Regions from separate parts of the Homo sapiens genome. Here regions 2 and 3 are each linked to region 1. A link is a contact called in ENCODE Hi-C or POLR2A ChIA-PET data. All regions are on one chromosome and are shown on one strand. The core of a region is the stretch at or near the end of the contact, and the rest is flanking DNA. Distances in the headings are between cores, read along the strand shown. Region 1 holds the start of RANBP3-DT (RANBP3 divergent transcript). Region 2 holds the start of VAV1 (vav guanine nucleotide exchange factor 1). Region 3 has its middle 3.5 kb from the start of TNFSF9.

Region 1 (4,695 bases), core at 1,382-3,881:
TGAGTAAAAACCAGAAGAAGTGAGCCATGGGGGTATCTGGGGGAAAACTGTTTCAGTTAGAGGAATCAGCAGGAGAAAAGGCTAAAAGCGGGGAGTGTATGCAACATTCAAGGAAAACTGAAAAAGCCAGAGTAGTTAGCACAGAGCAAGGCAGCAGAGAGTGGCGAGAGAGAAGGACAGGGACATATTGGGGCCCACTATGGGCTGAGAAGTTCTCAGATGGGTAAGGGTGGAGGGAACGGGGGCTAAGCATTGACGGTGTTGGTGGGGAGAAGTGGTGGTCCCCCTTTGGGAATAATTTTAAGGTAGAAATGATAGTATTTGCTGTGCAGTATGAGAAAGAGGGAAACCAGGGGTGACTTCAAGGTTTGGGGCCAGAAGAATTCAAAGAATGGACCTGCCTAACTAACTACAATGGGTGAAAGACCATGGGATGGGCAGGTGTAGTGGGGGAGATAAGGATTTTGTTTTGGAAACGCTCTAGACTTACCTATGACACATCCAAATGGAGATGTCGAAATGTGATGCTGGACATGAGTCCTGAGTTCAAGAAGCTATGTGGGCTCAGGATGTAAATACATAAAATATGTCATACTGATTCCCACTTACCCAGTCCCTCTGTAACTAGATCTCATGAGTTGGAATGCTGCAACCCTCCATGGGCTCCTTTATCTTAAAAAAAGAGATGTAGCAGCCGGGTGCGGTGGCTCACGCCTGTAATCCCAGCACTTTGGGAGGCCGAGGCGGGCAGATCACGAGGTCAGGAGATGGAGACCATCCTGGCCAACATGGTGAAACCCCGTCTGTACTAAAAACACAAAAATTAGCTGGGTGTGGTGGTGCGCGCCTGTAATCCCAGCTACTCGGGAGGCTGAGGCAGGAGAATCACCTGAACCCGGGAGGCGGAGATTGCAGTGAGCCGAGATGGCGCCACTGCACTCCAGCCTGGCTACAGAGCTAGACTCCGTCCCAAAAAATAAAATAGAATAAAATGGCCAAGAATCAGGGAGAGAACCTGTGCTGCTGCCTGTACAGATGCCCAGCGCCCGCCCAACACCACACAGAATCAGAATCTGCAGGGACTGAGCACCCGTGGTCTGGCATCTGAAGCCAGGCCATCTTGGTTCACATCCCTGCTCCTTCCCAGCTGTGTGACACGCCTTGGATAAGCGACTTAACCACGTTGACTCAGTCTCCTCATCAAGTGAATGGGGCTAACAGTATCTATACCTCCTACCAGGGAAAACAGTATGTCAAGACTTTGCACCACACCTGGTAACTACCCTAAATGCTCCACAAGACCAAGCACTTCCTATCATCATTCATTCATTACTGCAATTCGGTAGGGAAAACCCTCCAGTCACAGGGAGCACCGAATGGGGGAATCAGAGCCAGACAGGTAGAGAGCTTGCCTGCATTTGTGCAACTAGAAAAGGGGGGGAGCTAAAAATAGGCCTCAGAAGTCTTGAAGCTACAGCGATGGCAACACGACTATGGATGGAAGCAGACATCAGCCTTATGGTGCCTTCTCGGGGGATCTGGAAGTGTAACCTTGTCAAAAACACTCAGGTGGGCTGTCAGCGCTCCACAGAGGAGGGACTCGCACGGTCTCTTGTCTGGAAGTGCAGCAAAAAGGGCCAAAGAGCAGCCAGGGTTTTCGGCGGCCCAGATCCTGCGGCGGGGCCTAAATGAGGGGGAGACGAAGCGCCCCGAAGGATCCGGGGGGAACTGGCGGGAAGTGGGGGCCGAAGTTCGGGGCGGGGACGGGGTGAAAACGGCCTGGGCTTCCTCCGTCCGCGGTGTGCGGCTGGCCCGCGGAGGACGAGGGCCTCACGGGCTTAGGAGATAGGCAGCCAGGCCGGGGAAGGGGAGATGCCGGGTGGCGGAGGACGAGGGGGCGGGGAGGGAGCGTGGCGCGCTCCGGGCCACAACCAGGCCCTAAGGTCTATTTACATCCGTGGCCGAAGCACTGGGGCCGCGCCTCCCGCCCCCTTCAGCCCCGAGCTTGGCTGCGACGCAGAGGGGCCTTAGGGCTGCGATCCCGATGGCCACCCGGCTCCTCTAGCCAGACGGCTGCAGTGGCTGGGGTTGCCGGGAGTGATGGGCCGGGCCGGTGAGCCCGGCCTGAGGGGACGCAATAGGGGGCGGCTGCAAGGCCCGCCACGGCGCTAGCCTGGAGCGGACGAAACCCTTGCACTCTGCGGTGCTCCCCCCAAGGGCTTGTGGCCCCTAGTCCTCCCGCCGCCCGTTCCCCGGCCGCCAGCCGGTCCCCAACGGCGCCTCCCCTACCTTCGTTCGCCAGGTCCGCCATTTTACTTCCTTAAGCCCTCCCACAAGGCCCCGCGCCGGCCCAGGCTCGCCTGCTTTCTGCCAGAAACTCCCGCGCGTGCGCACTTAACAAGCCGACTCCGTGTGAGGCGGCCAGCTCGCGCCTGCGCGCTGAATGCCGCGCGGAGGCGAGCCCCGGATCGCCTGCCCTGCAGAGCAGCCTGCCCTGACGAGCCGCGCTCCTAGCACGCACCTGCGCACGAGCCATCTCCCGCCTCCTTTTCCCGCCGACTGAGAGGGCGGGGAAAGGGCCGGGAAGGGCGCATGCGCAGTGGCAGCGACTAAGGTTTAGTGAGGCGGCACCGCGCGGCCCGAGGCGGGTCTTGAAGCACTCGTTTTCCCACTCGTTTTCCGGGGTTCCCCCGCGGTGGGACAGTGAGCAGTTCAGGGCGCCGCAGCCGAGGCCTTCCTCCAGGTAAATCGCCGGGCCTGCGGGGGCTTCCCACACGCGCGGGCGGGAGACGCGTTGCCTCCTACCTCAGTTTACCCGCCTTAGGAGCCGGTACCTTCGGCAAACGCTTTCCTGAAACCACGGGGGAAGTGGCGAGAGGGCGCGGGGTGCTTGGGATTGGGGGGTAAATCAGAGCTCATCGGCGGGGGCGGGGGTCGTGGTCAGGCTCTAGGAGGGGGCGCAGCCCTGGGACCCAGGTGCTGGCGTTGGGGGCGGGGGGAGCCGGCGCGAGGGACTCGACCCCTCGGAGCTACGAGAATCAACTTCACAAGCTCATGGGAGGGGAACCGCGCGCCTCCAGGTTACCCATCTGTAAAATGGGACCATCAGCCTCACTCACAAGGCTCATGGGAGGGTCCTGGACACCCTGGAGTTGTTCTCTACTCACCTGCTATGAATCTCTCAGCAAATCCTTCGGACTTGGCCTTGCCTCCAAAATACAGCCCAGAGCCACCCATTGTCACCCCCAGGCTGTCACCACCCTAGGCCACATCGTCCGTATCTATCTCATGGAAGACTTGGACAGCGGCCTCTCTGCTATCCTTTGCTGCATTCTTTTGAAGCCCCAGGCTTGGTTCTGCACATGGCCGCAGGCTGAGGAGTCTTTGAAAAATATAATCAGCCAGACGCGGTAGCTCACCCCTGGAATCCCAGCACTGCGGGAGGCCAAGGTGGGAGGATCGCTTGAGCTCAGTTCAAAACCAGCCTAGGCAACAGAGCAAGACCCCATCTCTACAAAAACACAAAAATTACCCGGATGTGGTGGTGCAAGCCTGTGGTCCCAGCTACTTGGGAGGCTGAGGCAGGAGGATCACTTGAGCCCAGGAGGTTGAGGCTGCAGTGAGCTGTGACAGTGCCACTGCCACCATCCTAGGGACACAGCAAGAACCTCCCCCATATATATACACATATATACTTTGTTTTTATCTATATATATACACACAGATATATACATACACGTGTGCATATATATGTGTGTGTGTGTATATATATATATATACACATAGACTGAAAATGGAAATATCAAGGCCACTCAGTGCTTCCAGAGGGCTCTCAGCTGAACTTGGAATATCCTAAACCTTGTATTCAGGTTTATGAAGTCCCCTGAACTTGGCTCCCATGCCCTGCTTTGTTCCCCCTTGCTCATTGCTGTTCAGCCGCGTGGGTCTTTCCATCCTTGGAGCACAAGCTCATTCCAACCTAAGGGTCTTTGCACTTGGTCGTCTCTCTGCCTGGGACCTTGTGTTTCAGGTCTTACCTAGGTTGGAGTCCCAGCTCTGCACCTTTTTGAGTATGATCTAAAAGAGAGCGAGGAGTACTACAATCTGTGGGCCAGATATAGTCTATGAGCTAAAAATGGTTCCTCCCTCCCTCCCCTTGTTCCCTCCCTCCCTTTCCTTCCCTTCCCTTTCTTTTATTTATTTTGGAATCTAACTCTGTTGCCCACGCTGGAGTGCAGTGGTACAATTTCGACTCACTACAACCTCCGCCTCCCGGGTTGAAGTGATTCTCCTGCCTCAGCCTTCTGAGTAGCTGGCATTACAGCTGTGTACTACTATACCCAGCTAGTTTTTGTGTTTTTTTGTGGAGACAGGGTTTCACCATGTTGGCCAGGCTGCTCTCGAACTTCTGACCTCAGGTGCTCTGCCCACCTTGGCTTCCCAAAGTGCTGGGATTACAGGCATGAGCCACCGCGCCTGCCGATTTTTTTACATTTTTAGCTGGTTGGGAAAAAAAATACCAAAAGAAGAATATCTATTGATGTGAAAATGGTGTGAAATTTACATTTCAGTGTCTGTAAATAAAGTTTTATTTGAAAACAGCCAATGCTTACTCATTTATATATTGTCTCTGGCTACTTTTGAGCTGTGACATTAGAGCTAATTTTTTTTTTTAACAGAAACTTTTTGGCCAAC
Region 2 (4,695 bases), core at 839-3,338, 790 kb after region 1:
GTAATCCCAGTACTTTGGGAAGCCGAGGTGGGAGGATTGCTTGAGGCCAGGAGTTCAAGACCAGCCTGGGCAACATAGTAAAAGCCCCTCTCTGCAAAAAAATTTAAAATTAGCCAGGCACAGTGGCACAAGCCTGTAGTTCCAGCTACTTGGGAGGCTGAGGCGGGAGGATCACTTGAGCCCAGGAGTTTGAGGCTGCAGTGAGCTATGATCATGCCACTGAACTCCAGCCTGGATGACAGAAGAAAGAGCCTGGGCACAGTGACTCAAGCCTGTAATCCCAGCACTTTGGAAGACCAAGGCGGGCAGATCACTTGAGGTCAGGAGTTTGAGACCAGCCTGGCCAACATGCTGAAACCCTGTCTCTGTGAAAATACAAAAATTACCTGGGCATGGTGGCAGGTGCCAGTAATCCCAGCTGCCTGGGAGGCTGAGGTCAGGGAAAACCTGGGAGGCAGAGCTTGCAGTGAGCTGAGATCATGCCACTGCACTCCAGCCTGGGTGACAGAATGAGACCCTGTCAAAAAAAAAAAAAAAAAAAAAAAAAAAAAGCCGGGCGCGGTGGCTCACGCCTGTAATCCCAGCACTTTGGGAGGCTGAGGCAGGTGGATCACCTGAGGTCAGGAGTTCGAGACCAGCCTGACCAACATGGAGAAACCCTGTCTCTACTAAAAATACAAAATTAGCTGGGCGTGGTGATGCATGCCCGTAATCTCAGCTACTTGGGAAGCTGAGACAGGAGAATCGCTTGAACCCAGGAGGCAGAGGTTGTGGTGAGCTGATCACACCACTGCACTCTAGCCTGGGCAACGAGAGTGAAACTCCGTCTCAAAAGAAAAAAAAAGAAGAAAGAAGCCTGGCGCGGTGGCTCACGCCTGTAATCCCAGCACTTTGGGAGGCTGAGGCGGGCGGATCATGAGATCGGGAGATCGAGACCACGATGAAACCCTGTCTCTACTAAAAATACAAAAAATTAGCCAGACGCGGTGGCGGACGCCTGTAGTCCCAGCTACTCAGGAGGCTGAGGCAGGAGAATGGCGTGAACCCGGGAAGCGGAGCTTGCAGTGAACTGAGATTGCGCCACCGCACTCCAGCCTGGGTGACAGAGTGAGACTCCGTCTCAAAAAAAAAAAAAGAAGAAAGAAACAAAGAGAGAAAGAAAGGAAAGAAAGAAAGGAAGGAAGGAAGGAAGGAAGGAAGGAAGGAAGAAAGGAAGGGAGGGAAAGAGGGAGAGAAAGGAAGGAAGGAAAAAAATAACTTAAAAAATCAGATTTGTTGGACAAAGATCAGGGCTTAACCTAGGGAGGTGGGTAGAGCTAATGGAATGCGGAAAAGGCTGTGATTTGAAATGAGGGGATTTAGGAAGACCTCATGAGAAGGTAGCATTTGAGCAAAGACATGTAGGGGTGAGGGAGCTAGCCATGAAGTTGCTTAAGGTGGAGGACACAGCCCGTGCAAAGGCCCTGGGGCAGGGCCGTATGTTCCTGGCATGTTGGAGGAAGAGCGAAGAGGCCCGTGTGGCTGGAGCACAGTGAAGAGGGGGAGAGAGGGAGTGGGGAGGGCAGGGAGGGAACTGGGCAATTCAAGCAGGGTTTTGTGGGCCTTGGGGAGGACTTGGGCTTGTCCCTGGAGGAAAGTGGGAGCCATAGAGAGTTGTGGGCAGAAGAAGGGTGTGCCCTGACTCAGATGCTCACAGGCAACCTCTGGTGGTGGCTGCAGGGAGGACAGACTGTGGGGTACGGGGGCTGGAGTCAGAAGACCAGCTGAGTGATGACGGGGCTGGACCAGACAGAGGAGGGGGTGAGAAGTGGGTGAATTCTGGGTATATTTCAGAGTGTCACTGCCGCCGTCTGCATATGGAGGAAGCTCACCCATCTCATAGTCTAGCTGGCCTGACTCCCCCAGCCCCCCAACTCCCCATGCCCAGGCCTGTGTCGAGTGGGCGGAAGAAAGAGATGTCAGATTCTGCATGGAAGGCGTGGGGTGGGGCTGGGCTGCAGGTGCTCCCCCAGCTCCCCCCCGCCCCATGGCTCCTCCTCCTCCACCCCCTCTCAGGGCGACAGTTACAGGCAAAGAAGAGGAAGTGGTAGCACTAGCTGTCGCTCCACAGGCGAGCAGGGCAGGCGTGCGGGCGGGTGGGTGGTGGAGGCTGCGAGGGTGCACGGCCGGCCCTGGGCAGGCGGTAGCCATGGAGCTGTGGCGCCAATGCACCCACTGGCTCATCCAGTGCCGGGTGCTGCCGCCCAGCCACCGCGTGACCTGGGATGGGGCTCAGGTGTGTGAACTGGCCCAGGCCCTCCGGGATGGTGTCCTTCTGTGTCAGCTGCTTAACAACCTGCTACCCCATGCCATCAACCTGCGTGAGGTCAACCTGCGCCCCCAGATGTCCCAGGTGAGCCCTCCGCGGGCAGGTGTGCTGAGGGTTGGAGACGGGGGTCCTCCCCGGGGCTGACAGTCGAGGGGCTGACGTGCTGCTCCACCTCTGGGCCTGCAAAGGAGAGGGAATATGCTTACAGGTCCAGGGCTGGCCCAGGGGGTGGTCACAATCTGAGATTCTGGGGTGGCCTCCCCAAGCTTAACAGGCTCCCTGTGTGGGTTCACGGGCCCTGAGTTGGCCCGCATCTGGGCTGAGAACTGGCAAACTAGGGGTTAACTCTCTCAAGCCCCAGGCGCCTCTACTGTGGTTCATGCCCCCAGATGGGACCAACCAGAGGTCTCGGGGGAGCTCCCCAGAACCCCCAGGGTGGCCATTGGGTTACCTGAGGCTTTGGACTCCTTTGACCCCCAGAGTCTGGATGTGGGGGAGGAGCCTCCGCCAACATCTTCCCCCACATGTGTCTCCTCCTCCCGGGCCCTGGGCCCCTTCCTTCCCCTTACATCTTCCTTCCCCTTGGCTTCCTGCCTGGGCCTGGGGCAGCATGGGGCAGGTGGGGGGCTGCAGCCCCAGGGATCTGAGCTTCCTCCCTGCATCCATCTCAGAGGAGATAGTAAGGCAGGGCCCAGTCCTGGGCTCAGAGAGTGGGTCCTGAGGTCTTGGTGCTTGGAAGAGCTGCATTTTCTCGGCAGGGATTTCTGCAGGGGCCCAGGCTGGAGGGGTGGTGGTGGATTTGACTGTGGCTGTATGAGACTGGCTCAGGAAATATATTCAAATCCCTATTTGAATGTGGTTGGGTGGGCGTGTGATGTGGCTGCATTATGTTGCTGTAGCATCATGTCTGGTTCCCCAGGGCTGCTGGGTGGGAACGGGGGACGGGGCGGGGCTGGTGGAGTCCCATCTCCTCTGGGATGAAAGGAGATACAGCCCTATCCTGGGGCCTGGGGGACACAGTCCTGCCCTGAGGTCTGAGGGGACAGCTCCCATCTGGTCCTCAGGCTGGCCCTGCAGATGAAGAGCTGGGAGGATAAGTTAATGGAGATGGGCCCATGGGGGTTCCTGGCGGGTGGTTTTCAGGGGCAGGGCCATTGGTGGAAGAGATCCATGCGCCTTTACTCCTTCTGTTTATTTTATTTATTTATTTATTTTTTTGAGACGGAGTCTCACTCTGTCACGCAGGCTGGAGTGCAATGGCACCATCTCGGCTCATTGCAAGCTCCGCCTCCCAGGTTCACGTCATTCTCCTGCCTCAGCCTCCCGAGTAGCTGGGACTACAGGCGCCCGCCACCACGCCTGGCTAATTTTTTGTATTTTTAGTAGAGACAGGGGTTTCACCGTGTTAGCCAGGATGGTCTCGATCTCCCGACCTCATGATCCGCCCACCTCGGCCTCCCAAAGTGCTGGGATTACAGGTGTGAGCCACCGCGCCCAGCCTTTTTTTTTTTTTTTTTTTTTTTTTAAAGACAGGGTCTCACTCTGTCGCCCAGGCTGGAGGCAGTGGTGCGATCTCAGCTCACTGCAACCTTAGCCTCTCAGGATCAAGCAATTCTCCTGCCTCAGCCTCCTGAGTAGCTGGGATTACAGGCGCCCACCACCACACCTGGCTAATTTTTGTATTTTTAGTAGAGACAGGGTTTCACTATGTTGGCCAGGCTAGTCTTGAACTCCTGACCTCAAATGATCCACCCACCTCGGCCTTCCAAAGTGCTGGAATTACAGGTGTGAGCCACTGTGCCCGGCTGCTCCTTCTGTTTTTTTTTATCTTATCTTTTATTTTTTGAGATGGAGTCTTGCTCTGTTGCCCAGGCTGGAATGCGGTGGTGCAATCTTGGCTCACTGCACCCTCCACTTCCTGGGTTCAAGTGGTTCTCCTGTCCCAGCCTCCCAAGTAGCTGCGACTACAGGCACACATCACCATGCCTGCCTAATTTTTTTTTTTTTTTTGTATTTTTAGTAGAGATGGGGTTTTCCCATGTTGACCAAGCTGGCCTTGAACTCCTGACCTCAGGTGATCTGACCACCTCGGCCTCTCGAAAGGCTGGGATTACAGGCATGAGCCACCATGCCCGGCCCTTCTGTTTCTTTAGTGCCAGGGGATTACACTGTCCTCAGCTGGGACAGGGCTTCCTGAAAGGAGAAGGCACTCCCCCCACCAACCTAAGCATCCATCCTCTGGCCACAGCCCATCCCAGCTTTGCCTACATTTGCTTAATCTTCTGGTTTCTAGGGCATGAGGAAGTAGTCATGGGATCTGTTAGGCCCCATCTGTTAGACCTGGCAGGGAGTCAAGCTCTCTGTGATGCTTCAATAGCAGCTAATGG
Region 3 (4,695 bases), core at 1,455-3,954, 550 kb after region 1:
TGGTACAATCATACCTCACTGCAGCCTTGACCTCCTGGGCTCAAGCAGTCCTCCCACCTCAGCTTCTTGAGTAGCTGGGAATACAGGCATGAGGCACCATGCTCAGCGACATCAGTATCTTTAAATCTTTATTCCTGGCCTGGTGCAGTGGCTCATGTGTGTAATCCCAGCATTCTGGGAGGCTGAGGCGGGTGGATCACTTGAGGTTAGGAGTTCAAGACCAGCCTGGCCAACATGGAGAAACCTTGTCTCTACTAAAAGGAGGCAGAGGTTGCAGTGAGCCGAGATGGTGCCACTGCACTCTGGCCTGGATGACGGAGCAAAACTGTCTCAAGAAAAAAAAAAATCTTTATTCCTGGTTGGTCAGCTTCCTTGGAGAGCGACCTTCTACCTATGCATCTTCTGGATCCTGGATGTGGAGGGAGTAGAGGCAAGCGCTGAGGGCATGTGTGTGTCTTAATTTCAACATTCACATTCCAGGTTCAATGAACACTCCTGTTTCCCACTACCTGCCATTTTTTTTTCTCTTTCCAGAAACCCTGCCATTTTCCTTTCTCTCTCTTTTTTTTTTTTTTTTTTTTTGCTTTTTTTTTGAGATGGAGTTTCACTCTTGTCGCCCAGGTTGGAGTGCAAAGGTGCGATCTTGGCTCACTGCAACCTCTGCCTCCCGGGTTCAAGCAATTCTCCTGCCTCAGCCTCCTGAGTAGCTGGGATTACAGGTATGTGCCACCATGCTGGCTAACTTTTTTTTGTATTTTTAGTAGAGGCGGGGTTTCACCATGTTGGCCAGGCTGGTCTTGAACTCCTAACCTCAGGTGATTCACTCACCTCCGCCTCCCAAAGTGCTGGGATGACAGGTGTGAGCCACCGCGCCCAGCCCGTTTTCCTTTCTGCTTTTTTTTTTTTTTTTTTTTTTTGGAAACGGAGTCTTGCTCTGTCGCCAGGCTGGAGTGCAGTGGGGTGATCTCGGCTTACTGCAATCTCCGCCTCCTGGGTTCCAGCGATTCTCCTGCTTCAGCCTCCCGAGTGGCTGGGACTACAGTGCGCACCACCACGCCCATGTAATTTTTTGTATTTTTAGTAGAGACGGGTTTCACCATGTTGGCCAGGATGGTCTCGATCTCTTGACCTTGTGATCCACCTGCCTTGGCCTCCCAAAGTGCTGGGATTACAGGTTTGAGCCACCGCCCCGGCCATTCCTTTCTCTTAAGGGAAAAAAAAAAAAAAAAAAAAAAGGCTGCACGCCGTGGCTCACACCTGTAATCCCAGTACTTTCGGAGGCCAGGGCAGGAGGACCCATTCAGCCCAGGAGTTAGAGACCAGCCAGGGCAACATGGAGAGACTCCGTCTCAATTAACATATAAAATAAAATATCCTGTGTGCATTCACTTAGGAAAAAATGCAATAAAATAAAATAAAAAATAAGAATGAAAAAGGACCTGGCGACTCAGCAGCCCACCGAGGTAGCTCACGCCTATAATCCCAGCACTTTGTGAGGTCGAGATGAGCGGATCACTTGAGCCAAGGAGGTGGACTGGGCAATATGGTGAAACCCCATCTCTTCAAATAATACTAAATTAGCTGAGCATTGTGGTGCGCACCTATAGTCCTAGCTACTGGGGAAGCTGAGGTGAGAGGATTGCTTGAGCCTGGCGGTTGAGGTTGCTGTAAGCTGTCATTACCCACTGCACTCCAGCCTCGGTGACAGTGTGAAATCCTGCCTCAAAAAAATAAAAATTACTTAGAAAGGGCCAGGTGAGGTGGCTCATACCTGTAGTCCCAGCACTTTGGGGAGTCTGAGGTGGGAGAGTCACTTAAGCCCAGGAGTTTGAGGTTGCAATGAACCACGATGACACCACTGCACTCCAGCCTGGGCAACAGAGTGAGATGCTGTCTATTTTTTTTTTTTTTGAGACGGAGTCTTGCTCTGTCACCCAGGCTGGAGTGCAGTGGTACAATCTTGGCTCACTGTGACCTCCACCTCCCAGATTCAAGTGATCCTCCCGCCTCAGCCTCCCAAGTAGCTGGAACTACAAGCTAGTGCCACCATGCCCAGCTAATTTTTGTAGTTTTTTTTTTTTTAGTAGAGACAGGGCTTCACCATGTTGCCCAGGCTGGTTTTGAACTCCTGAACTTAAGTGATCCACCCGCCTCAGCCTCCCAAAGTGCTGGGATTACAGACGTGAGCCACCATGCTGGGCTGAGAACCTATCTTAAAACAAAAAATTGCTTCTCTGATTCTCTCTTATGGAAAGTGGAGAGGAGTTGGTGTCCCTTCTGCAATTTTTTTTTTTTTTTGAGATAGAGTCTCACTTTGTCACCCAGGCTGGAGTGCAGTGGCACGATCTCGGCTCACTGCAACCTCCGCCTCCCGGGTTCAAGGATTCTCTTGCCTCAACCTCCCGAGTAACTGGGATTATAGGCATCTGCCATCACGCCTGGCTAATTTTAGTATTTTTAGTAGAGATGGGGTTCACCATGTTAGTCAGGCTGGTCTTGAACTCCTGACCTCAGGTGATCCACCTGCCTCAGCCTCCCAGAGTGCTGGGATTACAGGCGTGAGCCACTGCGCCCGGCCTTCTTCTGCAAATTTATCTATGGCAAACTTCTGTATTTTAGCCGCCATCCACCACATTATTCATAGTTGAGGGGATTCACCAACGAGTAGGTCTTAGGGGTGGTGGAAATCTAAGGAAACTCACCTTTCCGTTCTGCTGGCTTGTAATTTTTTTTTTTTGGTTTACGAACAATTGCTCAAGTGTGACTACAGTGAAGTTTCAGGAGACAGTGAAAACAGAGGCTGGTTCAGTTTGTCATCTTGACCCGGAAGGGATGGTGTAAAGGGAGACATGAGTGGTGAGAAAGTGTCTGGCAGTTGCGGTTCTGGGGAAAGAATGTTCCAGGCCGAGGAATAGCAGATGCGAAGGAAAAACGTGGGCACAAGTGGCATTCTCAAACTTGCGGGGCCGTCGGAATCTTCTGGAGGACACCCCCTCTGAGAGTTTCCGGAGGTTTAGGCGGGGTGCTAGAATTTGCATAGCTAATTGATAGTGGCCCTGTTGCTGGGTCGGGCCTCACACGTGGAGTACCCAAACCGTATATAGGAAGTGTTTAGCATTTGGTAATGCTCCTTCAACACTAGCCAGTAACATTACTGTTTTCTCTGCAATCCCCCAGGGAGGCCCAATACAGGATCAGACACAGTGCTGACCTGGAAGATACTTGTTCTGTTGAATGAGAAGTCTACCTTATGACTGGGCACGGTAACGCATGACTGGCATCACAGTGCTGAGAGGCCAAGACAGGAGCATTGCTTGAGTCCAGGAGTTTGAGACCAGCTGAGCAACATAGCAAGACCCTGTCTCTATAAAAAGTAAAAAATTAAAAAAAAAAATTGGTAGGCATGGTGGTATGTGCCTGTAGTTCCAGCTATTCAGGAGTCTAAGACAGGAGGATGGCTTGAACCCAGGATTGGAGGCTGCAGTGGGCTATGATCGTGCCACTGCACTCCAGCTTGGGCGACAGAGCAAGACCTTGTATCTGAAAGCAAAACAAAAGTCCCTTTATTTTATGGGCTGTTGACTTCTGCTAGCAGAGGGATGAAAGGCGTGGTCTACCCTCCCATCTCCCATGGGGCTGGGAGATGGGAAGGGAGTTGGCCATTGTGGACCCACACTGGTCTGGGCAGACCAGGACTTCAACACCAGCCAAGGGCTTTCCCCGGGTCACGTCCCTCTCCATCTGGGAGTGCTTCCTCTTTTGGGGCCAAGTTTTCACCGCTTCTTGGCCCATCCTCCCAGCCCCGGATTGGCCGCCTCCAGCAGGCCAGAGCAGATGGGAAATGTGTTTCCTCCAACTCGCTCAACACTGTCCCTTTCTTGCAAGGGGAATTTCTCCACCTGGACTCTCCGAGCTTCTGCTTGTAGGGTCCCGAGGGGCTCCTGCCGGGAACCATCCAGTGGGTGGGTGGGGGCAGGCCAGGGAAGGCCCAGGGGTCCCGGGGAAGGTGGCCAGGAGGGCTGAGCATGACACTCAGGGTTCCACTGGGGGGTTGGGGATCAGGGGGCAGATGCTCCAGGAGTGAGGGTGGTTGAGGCTTGGCTGAAGCCTGACCCTTCTTAGGAAGTGCTGGATGTGGGGGAACCCGGGGGAGTCCTAGTGATGGGGGGCTAGGGGGTGCTGAGAGGAGGGGAAGGAGACAAAGAGAGACTAAAGAAGGAAAAGGAGAGAGACAGGGAGAGACAGAGAGTCAGAGAGAGACAGAGGGAATCAGAGACAGAGAGAAACAGGGAGAGAGACAGAAAGAGTGAGAGCCAGAGACATACAGAGACAGGGAGAGACACAGAGATGCATAAAGAGAGGGAGTCAGAGATGGAGAGAGACAGAGATAACGGAGCCAGAGATAGGGAGAGTCAGAGACAGAGAGAAAGAAACACACAGACTGACACAGATAAAAGAGCCAGAGACAGGGAGAGGCAGAGACAAAGAGAGATACAGAGACAGAGATAACAGAGCCAGAGACAGAGAGACAGAGACAGAGATAACAGAGCCAGAGACAGGGAGAGAGTGTCAGAGACAGAGACAGACACAGAGATAACAGAGCCAGAGATAGGGAGAGTCAGAGACAGAGAGAAAGAGACACAAGACAGACATAGATAAAAGAGCCAGAGACAGGGAGAGGCAGAGACAAAGAGA

Evidence for each region. A loop is a pair of places that touch in the nucleus more often than their neighbours do. ChIA-PET counts read pairs that join two places held with the same protein, here RNA polymerase II (POLR2A). Pooled maps may share reads with other maps.
Region 2: a pooled map shows a loop between it and region 1 (4-fold over the local background). The contact joins the promoter of VAV1 here to the promoter of RANBP3-DT in region 1. A Hi-C loop is called at or near these places in 1 of 37 single-sample maps with no recorded cell type and 7 of 50 pooled maps. POLR2A ChIA-PET finds 5 or more read pairs at or near these places in 1 of 52 experiments (PC-9).
Region 3: a pooled map shows a loop between it and region 1 (5-fold over the local background). The contact joins the enhancer-like site here to the promoter of RANBP3-DT in region 1. A Hi-C loop is called at or near these places in 5 of 50 pooled maps. POLR2A ChIA-PET finds 5 or more read pairs at or near these places in 3 of 52 experiments (GM10248, K562 and PC-3).

What each region holds. Positions count from the first base shown.
Region 1 is chr19:5,975,772-5,980,466 of GRCh38, forward strand. RANBP3-DT (RANBP3 divergent transcript) reads left to right here and starts at 2,632. Exons shown (of 4, transcript NR_046376.1): 1 at 2,632-2,743. It overlaps RANBP3 (RAN binding protein 3), which reads right to left and starts at 2,369. Exons shown (of 17, transcript NM_007322.3): 1 at 2,290-2,369. The coding sequence starts at 2,311. RefSeq lists silencers at 2,153-2,262, 2,493-2,662, 2,713-2,762.
Region 2 is chr19:6,770,620-6,775,314 of GRCh38, forward strand. VAV1 (vav guanine nucleotide exchange factor 1) reads left to right here and starts at 2,089. Exons shown (of 27, transcript NM_005428.4): 1 at 2,089-2,392. The coding sequence starts at 2,189. RefSeq lists a silencer at 1,908-2,157 and enhancers at 2,319-2,819, 2,928-2,977.
Region 3 is chr19:6,525,212-6,529,906 of GRCh38, forward strand. No RefSeq gene overlaps it. Among named protein-coding and RNA genes, the nearest start is that of TNFSF9, 3.5 kb to the right of the region's middle. RefSeq lists enhancers at 2,803-3,032, 3,463-3,722. Within about 2 kb of position 2,705, at least 2 of the 41 ENCODE cell types and tissues checked have a DNase peak (open chromatin) inside an H3K27ac peak, as active enhancers do.